2 separate regions of the Mus musculus genome follow, and region 1 is linked to region 2. The links are chromatin loops, found by intact Hi-C in ENCODE. Cell type or tissue: heart. All regions are shown on one strand.

Region 1 (8,000 bases), 460 kb before region 2:
TGACCAAGGCTACTCTTACAAGGACAACATTTAATTGAGGCTGGCTTTCAGGTTCAGAGATTCAGTCCATTATTATCAAGGCAGGAACATGGCAGCATCCAGGCGGGCATGGTGCAGGAACTGCTGAGAGTTCTACATCTTCTTCTGAAGGCTGCTAGAAGAATATTGGCTTCCAGGCAGCTAGGGTGAGGGTCTTAAAGCTCACACCCACAGTGACACACCTACTCCAATAGGACCATACCTTCTAATAGTGCCACTCCCTGGGCCGAACTTATACAAACCATCACAGTGAGCCCTGAACATTCTGTTGTTTCAAAAAGCAGGTGATGCAGGAATTAAGTGGGATGTGTCAGAAATGTGGAGACACCAGCTCAGAGGGGCTGAGACTGACCTACAGACCATCTACCAGTCAGTAGCTGATAATGAGCTGGACTTTTAAATGCCCACAGGTCTATGAAAAGTGAAGGGATTGTATTTTACAGCCACCACCATCAGTGACTCAGTCAAGGATTGTCAGAGGATGCAGGGGCTGTCGCTGAAGGCTGTTGGGGAACAGGAAGCACATGAGATTTTAAAGTGGATCCCCCAGCTTTGGATGAAACGTCTCTCCCAATGGTTCACCTTCTGGAAGTTAGTTCGTGGTGTCCTGGTATTGACGACCTTGAAGAGATAGGGCCTTGTAGGAAGTGAATAGGTCATGGGGCCATAGCAGTCTTGGGGACTAGCATCCATCTTTGAGGGAGTAAGGCAGGTCTCATGAAACTAGAGTTTCATGTTACAAAATAAACATGGCGCCTCCACTTGGTCTTTCTCCCCCACTTGCTTCCCTTGTCTGCAGTGAATATCCAGTCTCTGAAACCCTCATTAGAAACTGACCAGACCCTGATCTTGAACTTCATCACCCTACCCCATCTATGAGCCAAAACAAACATCTTTTCTTCATAAAGCGTCTAGCCTCAGGTAATTTGTTACAGTATCTAGCATATATCTGGATTCAGAAAAAGATTCAGGCTGGGACTACCACCCATTTCTCATTACCTCTACAATGTAACAGAATGTAACCGATGTCATTCTCAGGGAAGGATTGGCTGTAAGCACTTGTTAGGGAGAATAGCTGGCTGCACAGTGCAGCCAGCAATCCTCGGAGCCTCCTGGAGTGGGGAAGGGGTGTCTCCTCATCAGGGGGCTGTAGTGCAAAGGCATAGGAGGGTAGCAGAGACAGAGAGCAAGTGTTGCAAAGTGCTAATTGGCAATTCTGGCTGATGGCTCTGTTTGCTGTGCTAGCTTTCCAGATTTTCAATGGATTTAAAAGTTAATGATTAGGGGGAGACCCTGGTGCTGGTGGGATTAAACCTCCACTGACCTGACCTGAGTCCAAACTAGAGGAAGGTCTAGGCCAGTGGTTCTCAACCTGTGGATTGTGACCCCCCCCCCACACACACACAGGTGTCACATAAGAGATATCCTGCATATCAGATATTTACATTACGATTCATAACTGTGTAAAATGAGAGTAATGAAGTAGCAAGGAAATAATGTCATAGTTGGGAATCACCACAACCTGAGGAGCTGTGTTGGAGGGTCAGAGCATTAGGAAGGCTGAAAACGACCCCCCTGCCTGGAAGGTGCTACAGAAGTGCAGGTGGTACCCCACAGCTGTGCCTTTTACTGGCTGCCTGATTTCTCCAGTCTGACACAGTTTCTCTGGCAGAAAGCAACTGACCTGTGGACTGACTCCTTTGGCAACAACTAAAATCCCTCACCAGGCTCAGAGGACATCTTCTGGAAGGATGTTCCATTTGAGCCTGGCTTTGTCCTCTTAGACACCTCGGGTTAGTAAACCATCTGGTAACCCAGGCAACCTGAGAGCCCCCTCCTGGGTAATTTGGGCCTTGGAAGTGCAGAGCAGTTCTCACCGGTCCATCTCTCTGACAGAATTCCGGTGGGAGAGAAGAAGGGTGGAGGAGGCGAGACCCTTATGGCAGAACAGGTTTATTTTTTTTTTCTTAATGGTTTTTTGGGACAGGTTTTCTCTGTGTAGTCTTGATGTCTTAGTCTGGGGTTCTATTCCTGCACAAACATCATGACCAAGAAGCAAGTTGGGGAGGAAACGGTTTATTCAGCTTACACTTCCACACTGCTGTTCATCACCAAAGGAAGTCAGGACTGGAACTCAAGCAGGTCAGGAAGCAGGAGCTGATGCAGAGGCCATGGAGGGATGTTCCTTACTGGCTTGCTTCCCCTGGCTTGCTCAGCTTGCTCTCTTCTAGAACCCAAGACCACCAGCCCAGGGATGGCACCGCCCACCATGGGACCTCCCCCCTTGATCACTAATTGAGACAATGCCCCACAGCTGGATGTCATGGGGGCATTTCCCCAACTGAAGCTCCTTTCTCTGTGATAACTCCAGCCTGTGCCAAGTTGACACACAAAACCAGCCGGTATACTTGGCTACCCTGGAACTCACTCTGTAGACCAGGCTGGGTTTGATCTCAGAGATCCACCTGCCTCTGCTTCTGAGTGCTGGGATTAAAGGTGTGTGCCACCACTACCACCATCGCCACCCTGTATACCCTGGCTAGAACAGATTTTTTTTTTCCGAGCCATGGAAACAAATGTCTGTGATCTGAAAGACAAGCATAGTTTCTACATGGTCAACAGCGCATTGTTCCATAAGCTCGGGCTCCAGTTCATCTCTGTGAAAACACACAGCCAAAGAGCCTTGAGGTCCTCCCTGCTCAGCGATTCCTGGCATAAACCCTAGCATCTCCCAGCTCCCAGCCCTCTGAGGAGGCATCAGCTCAGACCCACACAGCCAAGGCTCCTTGAACCTCCCTTAACCTCAGCCTCTGGATTCTTTTATGGAGGTCTAAATAGTTACCCTAGATGGCTCGGTGTTCTGGGGCCTCTCGTCTACAAACCACCAGGATATTAACCTGGGGGTCTCGTTCCTTATGTGACAGTAACAGAAACTTCCAGTCATATGCCTCTGAGTCGTGTTCCTATGAGGGTCTTCTGCAAGGCACAGAGGGGAAGAAAATTTATATTCTGAGCCTTGGCCTGTGGTGGGGACCTGCTATGAAGGGAGGGTCTCCTAGAGGAGGTTCAGCATGGGCTGGAAGGTCTCCCCACAGCCTGCATTTCCCCCAGGCCACAGTGCTAGAATCCACATCTCTTACTTTGCTGACCGCAGTGTTTCCAGGAGCTGGCCTGATTGCTTCTAATGACTCCTCGGGGTTGTTGAGGCTGTCTGACCAGAGCTGACTGCTATCCTGAGCTAAGCATCAAGGCACAGCGGTGGCGAACAATGATGTCCTGTTAACATGGGAGGCCTGTGCCTGCGCGGAGCACCCCATCCTGAGCTGGTGCAGGCTTCTGTCTGCCTTGGTTCATGATTGAGGCCCCCAGCAGGCTCCACCCCAGCCTGTGATGTCTAAGGTATGTCGGGGATGGTAGTACTGTAGCCGCACGCACACTTCCTAGAATACAGAGGAGGAGCCCTGTTCAGAGCGGCAGGCAGGCCCTCAGAAGCAGCCTCGGAGCCTTGGGTAGGATAGATCCCTGAAGGAAGAGCATCCAAGCTGCAAATGGCTAGTTTTCAGTTGTCACCTGGGATGTAAAGGAATGTCTACTGATCCCAGAAAGGATACTCAGGTCAAAGAAGCAAGCACATCTGCATGGAGCTTGACAAATCAATATCCAGGAGCATGGGTGCTCCGATGGCAGCTGCGTCACCTAGAAGTCCCTCCCCAGCAACCCACGGGTCAATCCATCACAGGCTTCTGCTGAATTCATTGCTATGACTATGGACCAAGGTCTTCTGTAGGTCGCCATGGCCACTCCACTTGATATCGATAATTGTGGGACTCCCCCAAGACAGCCATGTGGAGACGGCAGTTCCCCTCAACGGTACTGACCGAGACTTCTGAAACATCCGGGATACACAGACCATATTCACCTTCCCTGGTCGGCAGGTCCCTGGACTATTTATCCGGAGTCCTTCTGAGAGTTCTTGAGAGGAGCTGGGGAAATTTTGCTTGGCTGTGTGAGGTTAATTGGGGGAACAACCGTTATCTGAAAGCAAGGTGGCTTTGTTGGGGAGACTATAATCTGAGAGGCGTTTGTTATGTCAGAACAATCTTTATTGGGGTGCTTAGGTGGGTTCTAAAATTGTAACATTTTAGGAATATGGATGATTGGGGAGGCACTTAGCAAGCGGTGAGAGGGGCGTCTGTAACAGGCTTTGGAGATTGGTGTGCAAAGGCTGAGAGAACTTGGCTTTTGTTCCCAAAGGGGGGACTTAGACGGTCAAGCAGTCAGGGGGAGTGAGACGCTGGCAAATGGGTGACCTGGGGCGGGGACAGCAAGTACCTGAGGGCTTTGGAGAGAAGCTGGAAGAAAGCAGTGGGCGGCATTTAAGGAGGGCTCAGTGGAGTTGAGGAAGAGAGTTTGTTGTTGCATGACCTTGACCCAAGTGAGGGCTTGGCCATCAGCGTGTGTGTGTGTGTGTGTGTGTGTGTGTGTGTGTGTGTGTGTGTGTCAGAGAGGAGAAGGCCTGGGTTTAATTCTGTCTTGTAATTGGGAGTGTGGATTTGTTCAGAGTGCTTGAAGTCTGAGGATATCTGGACACTTAATGGATTTAGGGGAGGCAGTTGGCAAGAGGGAAGCAAGGGTGATCTTGAGGAAACAGGAACAGGAAGATGATCTCAAGGGAGCAGGAAGCAGAGGGTCAGTTGATGGGTCTGTCTGACAGGAAGGGGCTGCTGTCAAGAACCTCAAAGGCAGCTCAAGACACCCAACTCGATATTCTCAGCCCAAGAAGACGATTTGCCACAGAGGGACAGAGGCAGGGATAAGGGACAAAGACAGGAGATAAAGAGGGAAAGGGGGAAGGGAGCAAGGGTGAGGGGAGAGAAGGGGGAAGGGGGAAGAGGAAGGGGAACTTATCAGAGGTGACAAAGGACTGTCTCTGGTTAGAGACAGGAGACAGACGTGGCACATAGGAAAACGGTGGTCTATAAAGGTCAACTGAGAAACCCCGTGTTAGGAAGAGGTGTTCCGTTTTACTGGGCATGTTAATCAGGTGAGACAAAGGGGGCTTTTGCTTGCTGGACTTCAATACTTTGATAGCTGGACCTTGGTGGTCAGCCTCAGGAGGAGGAAGTGGCCAAATAAGGGAATAGACCTTGGTGGCTAGCTTTTGGAATGTAATCCTTTTAGCAAGGAGGAGGGAATCTGGGGGAAGGGCAAGGCTGGCCTGCCAGAACCACAAGCTCTAGTTGTCTAGCGTCCCTTCAGCCTTGACTTCACAAATATGTCCAAGATAAATTCTTACCAAGTCACCTAGGTTGGGCAGGGGAAGAGCTCACACTGTTTTGAATAATGTATGTTTTGTTATAAATTACTACACCTATAAATTACTACTACACCTGCTAGTCATAGTGTATGCTTTTAATCCCAGCACTTGGGAGGCAGAGGCAGGTGGATTTCTGAGTTCGAGGGCAGCCTGGTCTACAGAGTGAGTTCCAGGACAGCCAGGGCTATACAGAGAAACTCTCTAAACAAACAAACAAGCAAACAAACAAATTACTACACCTGTAAGGTTTTTCAGTTTGATTTGTTTTGTTGTTTTTGTTTTATTGTTTTTTATTTTTGACACAGGACCTCACTCTATAGCTCTGGATGGCTTGGAACTCACTCTGTTGACCAGACTGGTCTCAAATTTAGGGCAATTCTCTGGCCAGTGTTGGGAGATAAAGGTGTAAAACAACCATGAGGGGACTGAGCAGGTGTCAGACAGGGAGACAAACCAAAGAGAATGACCCCTGCTAGCACAGGTTGCGCCTTCCTTTGCTGTGTCATTGGGTAGGGTGCAAAATGGACTTGGCCACGAGCCAATAGGCAGACACGGCTCTGAGGTTCCACCCACAGTGTCCTTTGAAAGAACCTCCTCTCGGAGGAAGTCTCTTGGCAATTTGCCACTACTAGTTTACTACCGAGGCACTGTGGTTGGAAGGTGTCTCCCTCAAGTCCACATGTTGAGAATTAGGTCCTCAACACAAATACGTTGAGAAGTGAGATCTTTGGGAGGCAATCAAATCCAAATGGAGTACTGTCCTTTTGAAGGAATGGCTTCCTCACAGATGAAAACTCAGCCCATTTGCTGCTATCTCGCGCTGCCCTGCTTCCACCTTAACTACGGGAGAGCAGGGTGAAGGTGCTTAGCTGTGCACCTTCCCTGACACCGGTGCATCTGACCTTCCCAGCCTCTATGGTATAACAATTTCTGCTCTTCGTGAAACACCCAGTCTCACGTATTCTATTGCAGCAGCCTGAAACAGGGGACAGTGTGACATGCTTGTATTTGTCCTGAGTTGAGGACATTTCAGTGCTTATAGAAACCACCAAGTTCTCAACTGTTTCCTACCCAAGTCACAAATGAAGCCAATGCTCTCTACCCACACGTAGGCCACACTGTCTTTAGGAAGTGGGGTGCTGAAGGCTCAGGCCATAAAACTCCGCTTTCATGTTTTGTTGAGGGCCTTTTGGTATAAAACAGTCACCCCAAAATGACCTCATCAAAATCATTTTCTCAGAATAACCCGGCTAACCAGAGGTAATGGTGCAGCAAGTAAGTAGCATCCTGGTGCCTGGCCCGGGTGAGCCAGCATCATTGACGTAAGTGGGGGGTAGGGGGAGGTTAAGGGACATGGGGGGTATGCTCTAGCCTCCCTCTCTCCCTCCTTCCCCCTCCCCCCTCTCTCAGTGTGCCAAAGCTTAGCTGCACTGAATCATCTCAGGAGCGCCAGAAAAAACGCGATTTCCCGGGTTCACCCCTCAAGGACTTGATTGCCCGGGTCAGGCAGTGCGCCTCAGCACCGCTGATTCTGACTCACACATCCCTCCAGGTGACCGCAACACGTGGCTCCGTCAGCCAGCTCCATCCGTGAAAAGCGCGCTGCCTCTGTGACAGCTTTTCTTCTTGTCTTTATTTCGGCACTTCCCGTTTCTCCTAGCTCCGGGGAGTAGGCTTTGGTGATTAATTGCCGAGCTAACCCATTCATTACTCCTTAATAAGATGAATCCGTGTCACCAACAATAAGTCATGCTGCCTCTGCTTCCTGTCGCCTCCTGACAGGTCTCTGGTGCCATCCCGTTCTTCTCTGCAGACAATTATTGTGATAACCGCATCCAGGCCATCAAAGGTGGTTTTCAATTCGGGGGTGGCAGGCGGGGGAGGGGGGTTGGGGGGGTTTGGTTTGGCTTGAGTCGTTATCGGTCAGAATTTGTTGATGCTGCTGTTGCTCTTCTTTTTGTTGGGGGTCGAGGATGAAGGCCGTTAGAGTGAGAGCTGATGGCCAATTCATTAAATATAATCCAAGGAGACGCTGGAGAATACAGTGCTTTGAGTCCCCTGGCCCAGGGGTCAGCATCTGGCAGGACATCCCAGGAGACCACAAGCAAGGGTCTAGCATCTGTGTTTGAAGTCCAAACAAGGGGCCGCCTCCCTTTTCCCTCTTAATTTGCCTCCCATCGTTGAGCCCTCGTACCTTCTCTTTGGGGGTTTGAGCAAGTCAGTTTTCCCCACCTTTATTTATATTCAGTGTGAACTCAAAATCACTGGAACATCTGTAAGGGGGTGAATTGTGACCCTCTAAAATAGACACATATCCAAGTCTAAGCTTTTTAATGTGATTCCATCAGAAAATAAGATTGTTTCAACTGGCCAGTGGTGGTGCATGACTTTGATCCCAGCACTGGGGGGGGGGGGGTGCAGACACAGAAAGATCCCCGTGTCCAGGGCTACACAGAGAAACCTTGTCTCAGAGGGGGAAAAAAGATTGTTCCAAATGTCACTAATCACATTAAAATTAAAATAGTGCTACACAGGGCTAGTGTGGACCCTTAGTCCAATGGCTGTCATGTCTAGGTCAGAATGGACATTGTAAAGGCAGACTTACCCAGGGAGGGAAAAATACATAAAATTGGAGGTAAGGGTG
Region 2 (8,000 bases):
GCAAATCCAGGAAGCATTACAATGTTTTAGCAAAACAGTTAAAGAATGATCTCTCTCTCTCTCTCTCTCTCTCTCTCTCTCTCTCTCTCTCTCTCTCAGCGTTCTTTGCCCACAAGGTGGAGCATGAAAGCAAGGCGCATAATGGGAGAAGCTTCCAGAGGACCGGGACTCTTGCCTTTGAGCGGGTCTACACTGCCAAGTGAGTTTAAACTCCGGTGCTGCTAAAATAATGGTGGGGACATGGGCATGGCGGAATGAGACTATCCCCCATGCAATATCTGCCTCTGCCAACCTGCAGAGTGTTCAGGAGGCAGGCTGCTGGATGCCCTTCCTCATCTTGGTGCTCCCTAGTCTTAGAGGAAGGAAGTGTGATGGGGGAGGGGAGGTGTGGTCTCTATGATCCAGTAACGCCCTGGCAGCCTTTAGTGCCTGCACTGACCAGTTTCCTGTGGGTGTTGAAGCCCTTCAACTCAAGCCAGATGTTCACACAGCAGCTCAAGAAGTGTCTTCCACACACCACCCTGGGCTTGTCCAGTGGTGGTCTGGATGACGTCACTGAGTTTCATAACAGGGGGGCCCCTTGAGCAATCAAACCGAGGACAGAAAGGCGGAGGCTCTGAGCAAGTCCCCTGCCCTCTTGCCTTGACTTTTGAATAGAAGAGCTGTTGGGAGACACATGAGTGGCTCTGGAAAGAGGTTTGTGGAGTTCTACTTGGCTTGCAAACCTGAAGTGACATGAATCAAACATGATTGTCCTTTAAGTCATCTTGGGGTCAGCTAGGCATACCTGCCGTTAGTCAGAAGGACAGGCTCCCCGCTTTGATAGAGGGCTACCTTGAGAGTGGGTGTCAGTTCCAACCTCAGGAGTGAATTTGATTCTTCCTAAGGTACTTTCAAGGGGGGAAATCATGGCCACCGACAATTGGACCAAACTCAGAGAGTTTCTCTAGGAAACTCAGAAAGCCCTTGAGGCCCCTTCCAGATGTGTGAGCAGCCAGTGGGGCTCCCACTCAGCTACCCTTTGCTCCCTGTGGACTGAAGGGATTGAGGGATGAGGATGAGACAGAGCTCTCAGGCGAGCATGACTTCTCATAGAGACTCTCTCTGTGAGGTGTAGGGCATGTGTACATCCCAGGTAGGGTCTTCTCCATTGAGGTTCCCCAGCTGGGGCTCCTTTTGTCCTTAAGCTTATAAATTGATGCACGCCTCATCTGGAACACTCACAACCATCCTAGGAACCTCTTCAGATCATCCCTGGATGTTCACTTTCCATCCCACCTGCCCACTCTTCCTTAGCAGATACTCCTACCAGCTTAAGGGCATCCTTTGCTGCAGGGTCCACAGGGAGATTTCTTTGTTACCATCTAGAGCTTGGCTTCCCTAATTGTCAATGTCAATCTAAGGCATTCAAAGACTTTAAGAGGCATTATAAATCCATCCGAAGAAGAAGAAGAAGAAGAGGGAGATGACTATGTAGGTTGTCACCAATGTATTTGCATCATCCTTCTGTGGAGATAACACAAAAGGGTCCCTGGGAAATGTCATGAGCGGGAGATATGAAGATATCTCTGATCAGGGTTGGGGACAAAATTGCTCAAAGAAAACCACCACAGACTCCAGCAGCGGGGGGTGAGTAGTGTCCCTCTGTGCAGATGATTACTTTCTCACAGTGACCCTGAGATTTTATGGACTCCACCCCTCCACCCGCCTGTGTGTTGTCCCCACTCCCCACCCCCTGCCCACATGCACATTCTTAGAAGCTGAGTTTCCACCATACTGGCAATGGGCAGTGAATGAAGCAACCCTGGGTGATCTTTCCTTTCCTTTCCTTTCCTTTCCTTTCCTTTCCTTTCCTTTCCTTTCCTTTCCTTTCCTTTCCTTTCCTTTCCTTTCCTCTCCTTTCCTCTCCTCTCCTCTCCTCTCCTCTCCTCTCCTCTCCTCTCCTCTCCTCTCCTCTCCTCTCCTCTCCTCTCCTCTCCTCTCCTCTCCTCTCCTCTCCTCTCCTCTCCTCTCTCTCTCCCCCTTTCTTTCTTTCTTTCTTTCTTTCTTTCTTTCTTTCTTTCTTTCTTTCTTTCTTTCTTTCTTTCTTTCTTTCTTTCTTTCTTTCCACATAGTTTCTCTGTGTAGGCCAGGCTAACCTCAGATGTGTGGTCCTCTTGCCTGTGCCTTACTCAGCCCTGGGATTCCAGATGTGTATCACTTATGCCAGGTTGTCGCTATCTCACGTCTGTCACTTGCCCCCAGGAGAGAAAAAAACTTTGTTTCTACAAACCCAGGGTTCCTCTGGCTGCTGGCCTCCAAATTGCAGAAGTATCTAAGGCTGGTGGTTGAGCTGCATGGCCTGTGGGAGTGGTTTAGAAATTCTATGATGGTGTGGGGGTTCCAAGGGTAAGAAGATGTGCTAGGTTAGCGCTGAGTGATTGTTGTGTTTCGGGGAACTGACCATGAGGACTTTGTAACTGTCCTCAAACTCACAGAGATCTGCCTGCCTCTGCCTCCCCAGTGTTGGGATTAAAGGCGTGTGCCACCACTGCCTGGCTTGTAGCCCAGTTTTCAAAATCCACGAGTCTTCATCACTCAGCCTTGTGAGGTGAAGGAGAATAAGCAGATAGGGAAGTCGTGTGTGGAGAGGTTGGCGAAGGGAAGAGAGTTTTCGATCAGATAGGGATTGCTCAGACACTGCTGTGGTTCTGTTGAGGACCGCTTCCTCCTTCAGTCGACAAGCACTTGGCCACGCCCATGGAGGCTGCGCAAGAGGCTGGAGATCTGTGTAGCCGGATACTGGCTGTCTGCCTATGCCTGGAGAACACCAGGAAGGCGGTGATGATATTCTAACAGAAAGCCACAGCAACAGTCTTTCCTCCAGGGCCCTCTAGAAGAGTCAAGAAGAGGTGGAGGAACAACAACAACAAAAAGGATTATTTAAATAGTCAATTATTTTTATTTTATGTTCATGAATGCCTTGCCTGCATGCATGTCTGTGCACCATGTGTGTGCAGTGCCTATGCAGACCACAAGAGGGAGTCAGCTCACTGGATCTGAACTTATCAGAGGCTTGTAAGCCTCACGTAGGTGCTGGGACCTAAACCTAGGTCCTCTGCAAGAGCAGCCAGTGCTCTTAACCCCTAAGACATTTCCTTATCCCAAAAGCATGCATTTAATCCTACTATTTAAAACTTAAGATGTGAAGTTGTACCTGTTCTTACAGAATGACAGTACTGTACACAACTTACCCCACAAACATATCTGTCATAAGCTGTAAAACCCAGATTTTGGTAGGATCATGAATATTTTGAAATCTTGGCTATGAAAGTCAAGTGATATCTACTGATGAACATAAAAGCCCAAGGTGTGTTATTTTTAGCATGAGCTATGACCTTCACGGGATATAGCTAGCTTGAGAGGCCGGGCTTAACAGATGCCCTAGCCAACATCAGTGCAGTTCAGCAGGTCAGACACCCTTGACTAACAGCCTGTCTGACCACCTGTCTTGCTCTAGGCTGGACCTTGACTCTTTCAGTGCAGAGAATGTAGTTCAGTGCCTCTGGTCTTGGCACATAAGCTCAGCTAGTGAGCCTGTGTCAAAGTTTGGTTAGTTGACGGCAGGCTCTTCCTTGTGAGTATGGATAAGTGTAGGTGTGAGCTGAGACAGGTGTTCAGAGATGTGTAATTCCCTGAAGTGTGTTCCGAGATTCCAAGTTCATGGGTCATTAACCAATGTTACAGCAGGAAGGAAGTGCTTCCTGTGGTACCCGAGACGCTCCAACATGCTAAAGACCGTCTACCTCACCACGAGGGGGTGTCATAATTAACCACAGTGGCTCCCCCTTCCTCCTCACTTTTTTTGTCAGTACACAGTCTGAGAAACGTCACGCTAATGTCACAATACTCCAGCCCCTCTTGGTGTCCACTGGGAGCTCACTTTTCAAGCAGGGTGTAGTAATGAAAAGGGTATAGTAATTTTAAGTCTGCAAGGAGCCTATTGGCTGGTGTCGATAGTATGTCAACGGTGTCCTGGTATTTCGTTACCTTAACTTAATCCAAACAAACTAACAGAATTTTAAATTGTTCCTCTATTATATTTACAAAGGTTGGGGGGGGGGGAGGAAAGAGAAGGTAGCCTCGGTCTCTCTACAAAACAGGCAGATCCTGGCACTTCAGCTTGAATACAGCGTGGCGATTTACCGCAAGACCAGCTGAGCAGATCCTGGTTAGGCCTCGAAGCGAGAGTCGAGATGGGTTTGCCAGTTTTGTTTTGAAGAAGAATAGGAAAGATACAAATCTATTCAAACGGAAAAGAAATGTAATAGTAATATTTGGGGGGAAGTTTCATTCAGATATACCAGCTCTACACAGAACATGTTTCATTTGGAAGAAGGTGACAAAAATACAGGCAGGACAGTGGAGAGCCTACTCTAGTCACTGGGTGTTTCTCTCTAAGGTACAGACTCTTGGGCAGCTAGGGACCCCCTTCCTTTCATTACCTAGCCAAAATGACCACTTCAAGGGCTATAGAGATGACTCAAGCAATAAGTGCTTGCCGTGGGCTGAAGTTCAATCCTCAGCCATCACGTGAATGGACAAGCAAAGAAAAGAGAAGAAAGCCAGGGGTAGTGGTTAGAGCTTGTAGCCTCACACTGGGGAGGCTTAATGGACAAGCTCCACATTCAATGAGACCCTGTCTCAAAAAAAAATAAGGTGGGGGGTGATGGAGGAAGACACAGGACATCAACCTCTGTCCTCCACACATAGCTGCTCGCATGCACGTGTGCACACATGTGCACGTGGACACGCACCTCCCCCTCCCCCAAACCACAACTTCAAAACAAACAAAAGAACCAGGCTGAAGCAGGGAGACAGCCTTATCACTGGGAGCGTTTTGGACCCGTTTACTAGGTAAGGAACTGTAAACGGGCCACGTGTAAGGACCTCCTGCCCTTTGGAAGTCTGTGTCCGTTAGACCTATGGAACTTGTGTGGATCCAGACTGCCAGACCCCATAAGGCCAGCAGGGTTCTGCTTTGTGTACTGAAGTATTTTTAGCACTGCTTTCTGGGGGGATCAACATTTAACATATGCCAATATGCAATATACGAACTATATGGGGTTACTGTACCCATCCTCAAAAGAGCTGACTTCTTATTGGCTCTGAGACATGAGACCCTAGCAAGAAGCAGCCTGAACATTGCATTTTGGCTTTTAAATGTATAGCTCCAAACCCTGTTTACCAATGGCTCTAGGATTGCATCATGTACTGAACCACCTGGAATGCTTGCTGAGGCCTAGGTTGCTGTGGTCCTTGCCCAGTTTCTAACACCACACATTGAGGTAGCACAGGCATTTGAGCATCCAGTAAGCCCTCAGATGCCGTGGGTGTTGCTGGGATGGGGCCCACCTGGGAACCTCTGCTTTACACCACTGACTTAGCCTCAGAGAGGCACAGTTGCTGCCACACCCTTCGTTTAGTGAGTGAGGAAACTGAACCCACCCAGAGAAATAGCTTTGTTAAAGTCTTGCCAAGGACAAAGACGGAGCCAATCAGCCGTTCTTCACACAGTCTCATGTTGCTCCCCAAACACTTCTCATAGGTTTGTTCTGTTGCTTTTGCGTATTTACATATTTGTGAATTTGCATATCTACATATTTACATATTTGTTTCATTCAGTGGAAGGACTAGGCTGCACCCAAGGACACTTACTGTTTACACAGTGAAAGATCTCTCAGGGGTTTGGAGACTAGACTGGCAGGTGTGAATTCTGGCCTTCCTCAGTCCCCATCCCTAACCGGGGGTGGGGGGTGGGGGAATAGGGAGAACCCTAGAGAGTTATTCAGCTGCTGTAGGCCTTGGTGTCTCATCCGAATAGGATTGTAATTACAGTAGGCAGAATAACAGCCCCTACCTAACCTCTTCCTAGGAGACTGTAATTTCATTATGTGGAAAAATTCAGATTAGCTTTGAAAAAAATCTCATTTGAGTCAGTTCTCTCTCTCTCTCTCTCACTCTCACTCTGTGTGTGTGTGTGTGTGTGTGTGTGTGTGTGTGTGTGTGTGTGTGTGTGTATGTGAGTGTGTATCATGTGGATGTAGGTACCCAAAGATGCCAGAAGAGGGTGATATATTCCCTGGAGCTGGAGTTACAGTGGTCGTGAGCCAACAGAGATGAATACTAGGATCTAAGGCTGGGCTTCCTAGAAGAACATCGTGTGCTCTGAACTACTGAACCTTTTCTCCAGCCCCACAAATAAAATCTTTTAAACAAGAAGGAGAAAGGTTTGACGTTAGAAAGGCTCATTGGCCATCCTGGGCTTTGAGATCAGAACAGGGCAGCAGCCAAGGAATACTGGGATCCCGGAGTCTGGAGAATCAAGGGAATACCCCTTTACCCACTTGAGCTTCAGAGAGGATGCGGACCTGGCCACACCTGTATGGTAGCTCAGGGAGATTCATTTCAGACTCTGGCTTCTGGAATGGTAACTCAATGCATTTGTCCTGTCTTAAACCACTGAGTTGGTGGCTACATGTTACCGTAGCTAAAGCAAACCCAGAGTCATCTAGTTCAGTGGCAGGAATGTGGGATCTCTCCTGTAAGGGATGTCAGACAGCAGCATGGTGTCTGGGATACAGTGGCAGTATCCGCTGGGGAGCAGGGACGACCTTCTCCCATCTTCTTTTGTGAATGAACCTTGGTTTCTTTAACACTTTGGGGATCCATGTTTTCCACCCGCCCTGCCGCTGTCTACCGACACACTTTCCCTTAGTTGGGCATCTTCATCCTGCCGCTCCCATTCAGACGCGACCACACCTCGTGTCTGCATTGCTCTCCAGGTAATTTTCAAGCTACATTGTAGTCACATGCTTTCTGATTTTTTTTTTTCCTGCCTTGTTTGCCCCACAGCCAGAACTGCGTAGATGCGTACCCCACTTTCCTTGTGGTACTCTGGACTGCAGGACTACTTTGCAGCCAAGGTAACCTGAGACTCCCCTCCCTTTGTGAGTTCTCTTTGTATAATGTGCAGCTCTCCGGGGTTCAGAGGGCAGGTATTTTGTTGAATAGCCTTGACCGGACCCACAGCTCTTATCCAGGATGCCCTGGAGAGATGAGAGCCCTGGGGAGGTTGAGTTCCGGGCATGCTCGGTGAGGGCGCAGCGTGGTGTGGTAATGCATTGCTAATGCTTGCTCCCTGGTGGCTGGTTGAGAGCGCTGCTCTGACAAGGGTGGTTTAAGGCTAAATGTGACTCAGAATCCGTAAGCAGGGTTAGCTCAGATACAAGGGCATTGTAAATGAGAGCGCCCGAGGGATCTATTTTGGGACTGCTGCTGCTGGCTTTTCTGTTAATAAGCTCCAGCGTGGTGGCTCTTCTCCGGGCATGCATCTACCGAGCGCCGGCTGGGTTCCAGCCGAACATGGGTAAGCATACTGCCCACAGCCTTGACTTCAACGAATCTGAAGAACAGGTTGATTCCGAGTGATCCTCTGCAATGAACGGAAACCGGAATAATATGCTTTGAGCTCTGTTTGGAGACTGAGCACCGAAAGCCCTGGCTAAGACTGGCGTTTACCTGGTAGTGGCTCAGTGTGATTGAAACAGCTTCAGTGGCCCAGCAGGGTCCATACAGAGAGGCCAGAAGCGATCCCTTGACAAACATGGGGTTATTATAATTTTCCACACGGCTCTAGAGTGGATAATGAATTTCCCTGGGACCGGCAAGGACAATTTACCTTAGGGGAAAAAATTAGTTGTTCAGGGTTATTCAGTTGATGAGTGCCCTGGGCAGATCCAGAGTCTGGGTCTTTCAGTTCTAAATCCTGTAGTTTTTCTAAGCATTCTTTTACTGTACTAACTTAGATTGTAAATACGCTTTGCATTTACTGTATGCCAACTCTGTCCTGATTGTATGAGGATTAATAATATACCAACGGACCATTACAAAGTAGGTGGGTGGGGGCTGGAGAGGTGTCTCAGTGATTCAAGGGCATTTGCTGTTCTTGCAGAGGACCA

The links. Hi-C counts contacts between places; a loop is a spot of excess contacts. Peaks named below come from ENCODE experiments on the same cell type or tissue, not always from the same donor. Only the 100,000 strongest peaks of a DNase experiment are listed, where the experiment ranks them.
Region 1: it touches region 2 in a loop (4-fold over the local background); 3 of 42 quality-filtered maps call a loop at or near these places.

The regions. Positions count from the first base shown.
Region 1 is chr5:148,813,702-148,821,701 of GRCm38, forward strand. No RefSeq gene overlaps it. Among named protein-coding and RNA genes, the nearest start is that of Gm36405, 8.4 kb to the left of the region's middle. In heart, no CTCF peak of the experiment used is centred here; no DNase peak of the experiment used is centred here; H3K27ac peaks cover 1,258 bases.
Region 2 is chr5:149,272,282-149,280,281 of GRCm38, forward strand. It overlaps Alox5ap (arachidonate 5-lipoxygenase activating protein), which reads left to right. Exons shown (of 5, transcript NM_009663.2): 2 at 100-199; 3 at 6,895-6,965. Among named protein-coding and RNA genes, the nearest start is that of Alox5ap, 11 kb to the left of the region's middle. In heart, CTCF peaks have their summits at 3,010 (motif pointing right) and 7,184; DNase peaks (open chromatin) are centred at 450, 2,730 and 7,160; H3K4me3 peaks cover 767 bases; H3K27ac peaks cover 876 bases.